Regions from separate parts of the Homo sapiens genome. Here region 2 is linked to region 1. The links are chromatin contacts, found by Hi-C or POLR2A ChIA-PET in ENCODE. All regions are on one chromosome and are shown on one strand. The core of a region is the stretch at or near the end of the contact, and the rest is flanking DNA. Distances in the headings are between cores, read along the strand shown.

What was found. A loop is a pair of places that touch in the nucleus more often than their neighbours do. ChIA-PET counts read pairs that join two places held with the same protein, here RNA polymerase II (POLR2A). Pooled maps may share reads with other maps.
Region 2: a map of PC-9 shows a loop between it and region 1 (2.0-fold over the local background). The contact joins the enhancer-like site here to the promoter of ARHGAP32 in region 1. A Hi-C loop is called at or near these places in 1 of 168 maps with a recorded cell type or tissue (PC-9) and 1 of 50 pooled maps. POLR2A ChIA-PET finds 5 or more read pairs at or near these places in 3 of 52 experiments (WTC11 and activated CD4-positive, alpha-beta T cell).

The regions. Positions count from the first base shown.
Region 1 is chr11:129,190,618-129,194,056 of GRCh38, forward strand. ARHGAP32 (Rho GTPase activating protein 32) reads right to left here and starts at 1,708. Exons shown (of 23, transcript NM_001378024.1): 1 at 1,466-1,708. The coding sequence starts at 1,581.
Region 2 is chr11:129,314,200-129,317,638 of GRCh38, forward strand. The region is part of intron 2 of LOC105369572 (a long non-coding RNA gene); the gene reads right to left. Among named protein-coding and RNA genes, the nearest start is that of BARX2, 60 kb to the right of the region's middle. RefSeq lists an enhancer at 1,481-1,986 and a silencer at 1,595-1,889. Within about 2 kb of position 1,877, at least 9 of the 41 ENCODE cell types and tissues checked have a DNase peak (open chromatin) inside an H3K27ac peak, as active enhancers do; they include PC-9, where a contact is called at or near this core.

The sequences.
Region 1 (3,439 bases), core at 458-2,957:
CTTACAAGTAAATCTAGGATTACAGTACCAAATCTGTTATAAAAACAACAATGAAATAAGTTCCAAGTTGTTTCTTCCTTTGACAAATACCCAAATAACTTCCATAATTTGAATACCAGGTCAAAAAGTTTTATTACAAGCAAAACAAATACTTCAGTCCTACTCATTGTTAGCAAGACACAAACCATATTAAAAAGCAGAACATGTGACTAACAATTAGCATACCTTGGAAGGGAAGGGACTTACTCAAATTTGAAAGGCTAGATAAAATTATGGGAAAATGAGACAAAAGTTCAGACAAAAAATAATCATATGCTAATAATTCATTTTTATACTCTGAAAATTATTCTTTTAAAATTTTAAATATACTTCTCATTTATTTGAACCCCAGAGTAAAAAATTTAGTGAGGGTTATCAAGAGTTCCCAATATTCAATCCCTTCCATCATTTAACCTAGACTTTAAAAAATAAAATTTGTGGATAAAGAAATCCTTTGACTCGAGAAAAGGAGAAACTCTTTTTCAGCATTAAACACAAAGACAGTATCTGATGAAAACAGTATATTCACCTATCCAAGTTCTCATAGGTAAACTTATAAAAGATGTTTAATTGCACATGTGAGTGGCAGTGATAATATGCAGCAACAAACTTCAAACTTCATCAAGAGATTTTTGTGATACTCAAAGGTATTACATCGCTAACTCTGAAAGAAAAAGAAAAGCCAGAATAAAGCCCCCTAAAATTTGCAACAGTACAACAGAATGAATGAAACATTGGTTCTGTTTTCACAAACTGGTTAAGACATCTTTCTTCACCACAGACACTAAACTGAGAGCTGCTTCATCAGGAGGCATCCTCTAAAAACTTCAATTATGAAGTTACTAATACTACCAGAGATTCAAAAACCAAGAGAGATTTGGGGGAAAGGGGGCATGAGATACAAGATCAGAGACAAGGGTAAAGATCAAAGCCACAAAATAACCAATCTGTACTTAATCGGAATTTTTCATACCCATGCATAAGGCAAACAAAGCAGGCAGGCAGGCAGGCACGCACACACACACACACACACACACACACACCACATTCCAAGAAAAAGAGGAAGAAAAATCTATTAGATACAAATTCAGATCAAATCTATTTGATACAAATCAGATACAGGAAGGGGTAGTAGTTCATTATGAGTGTCTACTTGAAATTCCTGAAAGGCTACTACAAAACCTGTCTAACACCTTCTCCTCCTGGCGTTCTAACAAGTCCTTTAAAATGCATTTTACAAGTTCAGGGCAAGTTGTGGAATGAGGAGTGCTATATACAACTCAAAACCTGCTCCCTTGAGCTCCAAACCTTCCCCCAGAAAACAGAAAGTCTTATTGGAAAAAAGACCGAAATGCAGAGAAGAAAAAGGGGTGCGGGTGGGGGTAGGGAGTGGACAGGACAAAGGAACTGTGAATTCCATAATCACCTGAACTTCTCTTCCCTTTCTTCCTCTTCACAGTCAGTCACCTGGATTATAACTTCAGACTCCAACCAGAAGACACTGTCATCCCCTAAAGTGCTACTCTCACTTTCAGTCTCCATCTTGTACTTAAAAAACAAAAAAAACTAAACCTCCAGGCATGGAATAAAAAGCACCAACATTCAGGTTGTTCAGCTCTACTCATGTATACTCAGATGTGTGTCTGGTGCCCTAGTGACAGGTACTGGTGCTGGTTTAATTACAGTCAGGGTACAGACAGGAAATCACAGGCAGCACAGTCACTGCGTCTGACTGCCATACTGGTGACACCTAGACCCTCCCACTGCCTTAGGCTGCGTGACCTACATAACCAAAAGCAGAATCTAAATGAAGGTGATTTTTTACTAATTATTCTGTAATAATGACTCTTCTCAAAGTTTCCACTTAATAAGTTAAAAATAGGTATTTTCAAAATGCAGGCTTTATTTGTATCCTTTTTTGATCTCGGACTCCAGAAAGGTAAATAGAAAACTAGAAAGAATAACACCATCCACTGGCCAAGCACATGAGAAGCACAGTTATAGATCTCACAGTTAAGGAGGCTCACAATAAGTAGAGAAGATAAGTATGCTCTAGGGACCTGCCTAGGTTCATGCCTTCCAATATTACACCCATCTTTCCTTCCTCTCAGTAAGGACTGCCATATGCATCTCTGCTCAAGTATCCAGAGTGAGACATAAAAGCTGGGCTTGTCCACAGTCCTTGAAAGAAAAAAGTTTAAGTGTCCCAAGTTCAAAGATGCTGACAATCACATCAAATAAAAGCATGCAAAGTTTTACACATTTAAACTGCAAACAGTCATGGTGGCAATAAAATGACTTGCTGGGAAATGAGTGAAAGGTATAGCATCTATGACTGTCAACAACACAACTGTTACTTAGAAAAGAGCCATGTTGACAGAAACTACTGACCTGCTGGATATTCATGGCTATTTGTCTTTTACCAAGCAGCAACAAACTGCAAAGCCCTGACTTTCCACTGTATCTGATTTAATCAAAAATTAAGAAGACATCTACTGAAGTCTTCTTGAATTTTCATATTTGAAAAATAAAGAGCCAAGCACAGTGGCTCACGCCTGTAATCCCAACACTTTGAGAGGCTGAGGTGGATGCATCACTTGAGCTCAAGAGTTCAAGACCAACCTGGGCAACTTAGCGAGACCTCATCTTTATGGGGGGGGGGGGGGGGGGGCGGGAAACAGCCAAGTGTGGTGGTGCACCCTGTAGTCCCAGCTACTCAACAGGCTGAGGTGGGAGGATCGCCTGAGCCTGGGAGTTCAAGGCTGTTGTGAGCCATAATCACGCCACTGCACTCCAGCCTGGGCAACACAGCAAGACCCTGTCTCAAAAAAAAAAAAAAAAAAATATATATATATGCAGGTCCCTAGAGCATATAATATATATATTATATATAATATATATATATTATATATAATATATATATATTATATAATATATGTTATATATAATATATAATATATGTTATATAATATATATAATATATGTTATATAATACATATACAATATATATTATATATAATATATAATATATATTATATAATATATAATATATATTATATATTATATATTATATATAATATATATTATATAATACATATAATACATATATAAATTTTAAAAACTTTTCAAAAAAAATTTTTTAAACCAAAAACAACAGAACAACATTATAAGCAAAGTCAAAATGCAAACAAGTTGAGAAAAAAATATTTGAAACATATCACAAAGGGTTAATTTATTTAATATATAAAAAGTTCTTAAAAACTTCTAAGACCCAAGAGCTCAAAAGATAAATAGGCAAAGAGCAAAAATATAATACTCAGAGATAAACATAAAAGAAACTTAAAAGATGTTAAAAGTAACTTCACTGATAACAGAAATGTAAAACAATACATAATAAGAT
Region 2 (3,439 bases), core at 627-3,126, 120 kb after region 1:
CAATGAAAAGTCTTCAAGTTGGAAATGTTTATTAATTGCTTGTGTGCAATGTATTAGGCTGGGCAGGTGGGCCCTTGCCTTCCAGGAAGTCACAAACATGCATTCAGGCTCTCTTGGCCTATGTGTTATTCACATTATGTGAAGAAATACAAATAAAAACCTGAAACACTAGGACAGCAGAGCAAGTAATACACATTTCCTAATACATGAACAAAAGGCAATCATGGAGACTTGTACCAATTGGCCTTTGCCTGGGAAATAAGTAAAAGGAAATGTACCCCCACTGCTTCAGCCATGATTCTCCCTTCCACTTCCTTTTTCTTGGCTGTATTTAGTCCCTGTTCCTCATTCATCTATAACTGTCTAACTCTCAGATGAAAGCAGCAACTTGAGAAAATGTGGACACGTTATAGTTAGGGGGCGCTCCATGACCACTGTCTTGCACCTTTTTATTCTTCCCCAATTTCCTTCCGGTCCTTTCCCTCCCCTTCCCCTCCCCTCCCTGCCTTCCTTTCCTTCCCCTCCCCCTCTCTTTCCCCTTCCTCTTCCCCTTCCCCTTCCCCCTCCCCCACCCCCTCCCCTTCGTTTCCCTTCCCCTTCCCCCTTCCCCTCTCCCTCCCCCTCCTTTCTTTTGCTTTCTTTGTTCCCAAATGAAAATAGATGGCCTAGGTTCCACGAGAGACGATTGGAGGAGAAGAAGTAAGAGCTTCAATTTGGTGGCTGCCAGAGACTCTGCCTGCTGCTCCCTTCTTCCCTGTGGCTGCATTCTTACCTAACTCTGGCTGTGGTCAAGAAAGAGCTTTGCTAGAGATCTGTGCTAATCATTCCTGAATTAAAATACCTCACAGAGGTCCCAGGGTGGGGAGTGGAGTGGGGCCATTTTCCCAGGACACCCATCAGTGGGTCCTAGCCTGCTCTGGATGGCATGTTTCCTCCAGGGCTGTTTTTGGGTCACCACGGTACCCTCCACAATGGGCCTTTCCTCCAGGTAACAGTTTCCTAAAGCTCAGTGTCTAAAGGTAGACGAGAGAATGAGGTTGTAAGTCTCCCCCCATCTCCGAAGGACAAGGTGAATTACATCACTTTGGGTAGAATGAGGGTATAATGTGGATTTTCATGTGGTTAAAATTTTGTTGGGTTTCTGAACAGTGAAGATAATAATAGAAGGATGCAAGTTTCCTGTGATAGAGAAGAATAGCACCAGGAGGTGGGTGAAAATCAGAGGGTCACAGGGACAGATGGAGCAGGGGTGGCTGCATGAACGTGTGCATCCCAGGGGCTAAGACAGTGGAAGAGAGTGGGTGTGACTGAAGCCAGCCCCGATGTCTGGAGAGAGGCTCTGCAGTATCTGGTCAGGTCTTGTTCTTTTAAACTGGACCATCCAAGATGACACCAGGAAGTTAGCCTTTGGTAAGAACGAATGTTGCCCAGCCTTGTTCCAGCCTTCCTCCTGGGTCTTCACTCCCTTGAGACTTCCTTTCCATCTCCTCGCTCATTCCTGGTCCCACAAGCTCCTGCCCTCTGTCTTCACATCCTGTGATGACCTCAGGTTCCTGCAGGACTGATCTCAGCTTGCCTAGCTTAGCCCACGACTGGCCCTTCAAACACGGTCAGCTCAGCAGGCCCAGGCTGGCAGAGAAAAGCCTGTGGCAGACAATAGTGTTTATTCTAGGCAGTTGTCCCAGATGGGTCACTCCCAGCTTACTCCACACCTGCTGCTGCTTGCTGTTTTTCCCAGGATCTGAATTCCTCCTCCCCAAGCACTGGCTAGGGGGCTCCCTCTCGCAGCCCTGCCCAGAGTCACTCAAGGGGCTGGACCATCCTCAGTCCTTTAGCTGAGAGAGGAGAATGTCATCAGCAGGCCAGACATGATTTACAGCTGTCCTCTCATTCGCTTCTGCTGCCCCAGGTAACAGAGGCTCCGGATCAGGGCCGTCGCTGGGCTCCACCCCAGCACTAACCGGCTCGGCCAGGTTTACCTCACCCCCTTCAAAAAGGATGGTGTGAGGAATGCATGTCCTGCCCCAGGAAGACGGATCTGTTCAGGAAGAAGAGGACAAAGGGCAGGACTTCAAAGCAATTTGGGCCACAACACTGGGCTTCTGGCTCCTGTGTTGAGGGGAAGAGAGTGGGGAGAGGTCGGACCAGCATTCAACTCACAGGCTCTTCCCAGCTTCCATCCCCTTTGCCCTGGAGCTGCAGAATTTCCTGACCCTGGAGAAGGCACCTGCCAGTGCAAATCCCCAGCACAGGTTCTGGAAGCCATGCTGCTGTTTGCCCTGCACAGCCTGAGCCATGGCCCCTCTGCCTAGGGTGGGCTTCCGGGGGAATGAGGCCTCTGAGCTCCCCCCTGGGGCCTCCACCTCCCCACTTACTCAGCCACCCTTCACCTCCTCCCTCTCTTGTCTCATTGAGACCCCTTTCTTTCCTTTCCAGGGATGATTATTTTTCAATCACGTAGACTTGGAGATAAAGGAAGAGTAAGGGCAGAGAAAGGCTGGGGCATGAGCAGCTGAGGGCAGGGGTTAAGAAGGTGGCAGTAACAGAATAAAACCTGAGTCTGTCTTTAAACCTCCAGGCCTGAGGCCACGTTTGGAGGGTGGGGGTCTCACTTCAGTTTTTCTGTAAGTTTTTCTGAAAGTCTGATTATTCTGTTCCACCCACAGCAAGACGGGGAGCTTCAATCCCAGACGCTTGTGGCGATGGGAGTGGGGAGGAAGGATAGGACTTAGGAACTTCTTGCTGGGCATTTGCATCTGTCTATAAGGCGTGGTTATCCCATGTCTCATCTCAGCTTCCTGAAGATAGTGACTGTGACTTGGAGATCCAGGAGTTGGTGTGATGCAGTGGAGTTCCACTGCTTAGTGTCTGCATGGCTGTTAACAAGTCACCTAAGCTTAACGAGCTTCAGTTTCTTCCTCTGTAAAATACAAGCAATACTAACCTTATTTTATAGGGCTCTGAGGACTACATTGAAGAAACATTGAGGCTGGGCACAGTGGCTCACGCCTGTAATCCCAGCACTTTGGGAGGCTGAGGCGGGCAGATCATGAGGTCAGGAGATCGAGACCATCCTGGCTAACACGGCGAAACCCCGTCTCTACTAAAAATACAAAAAAAATTAGCCAGGTGGGTGACAGGCACCTGTAGTCCCAGCTACTCGGGAGGCTGAAGCAGGAGAAGGGCGTGAACCCGGGAGGTGGAGCTTGCAGTGAGCCGAGATCACGCCACTGCACTCCAGCCTGGGTGACAGAGCGAGACCCTGTCTCAAAAAAAAAAAAAAAAAACCACTGAAGCCCTGCCCACATTTTAGATACTTACTAAAAAGTAGCTATTATGATCATACTTCAGTTTCCTCGTTGGTAAATTAGGGGTAATAAAATACCCATCTCACTGAGTTGTTTTGAATATTAACCTAGTTAATATTTATAAGGTCCTT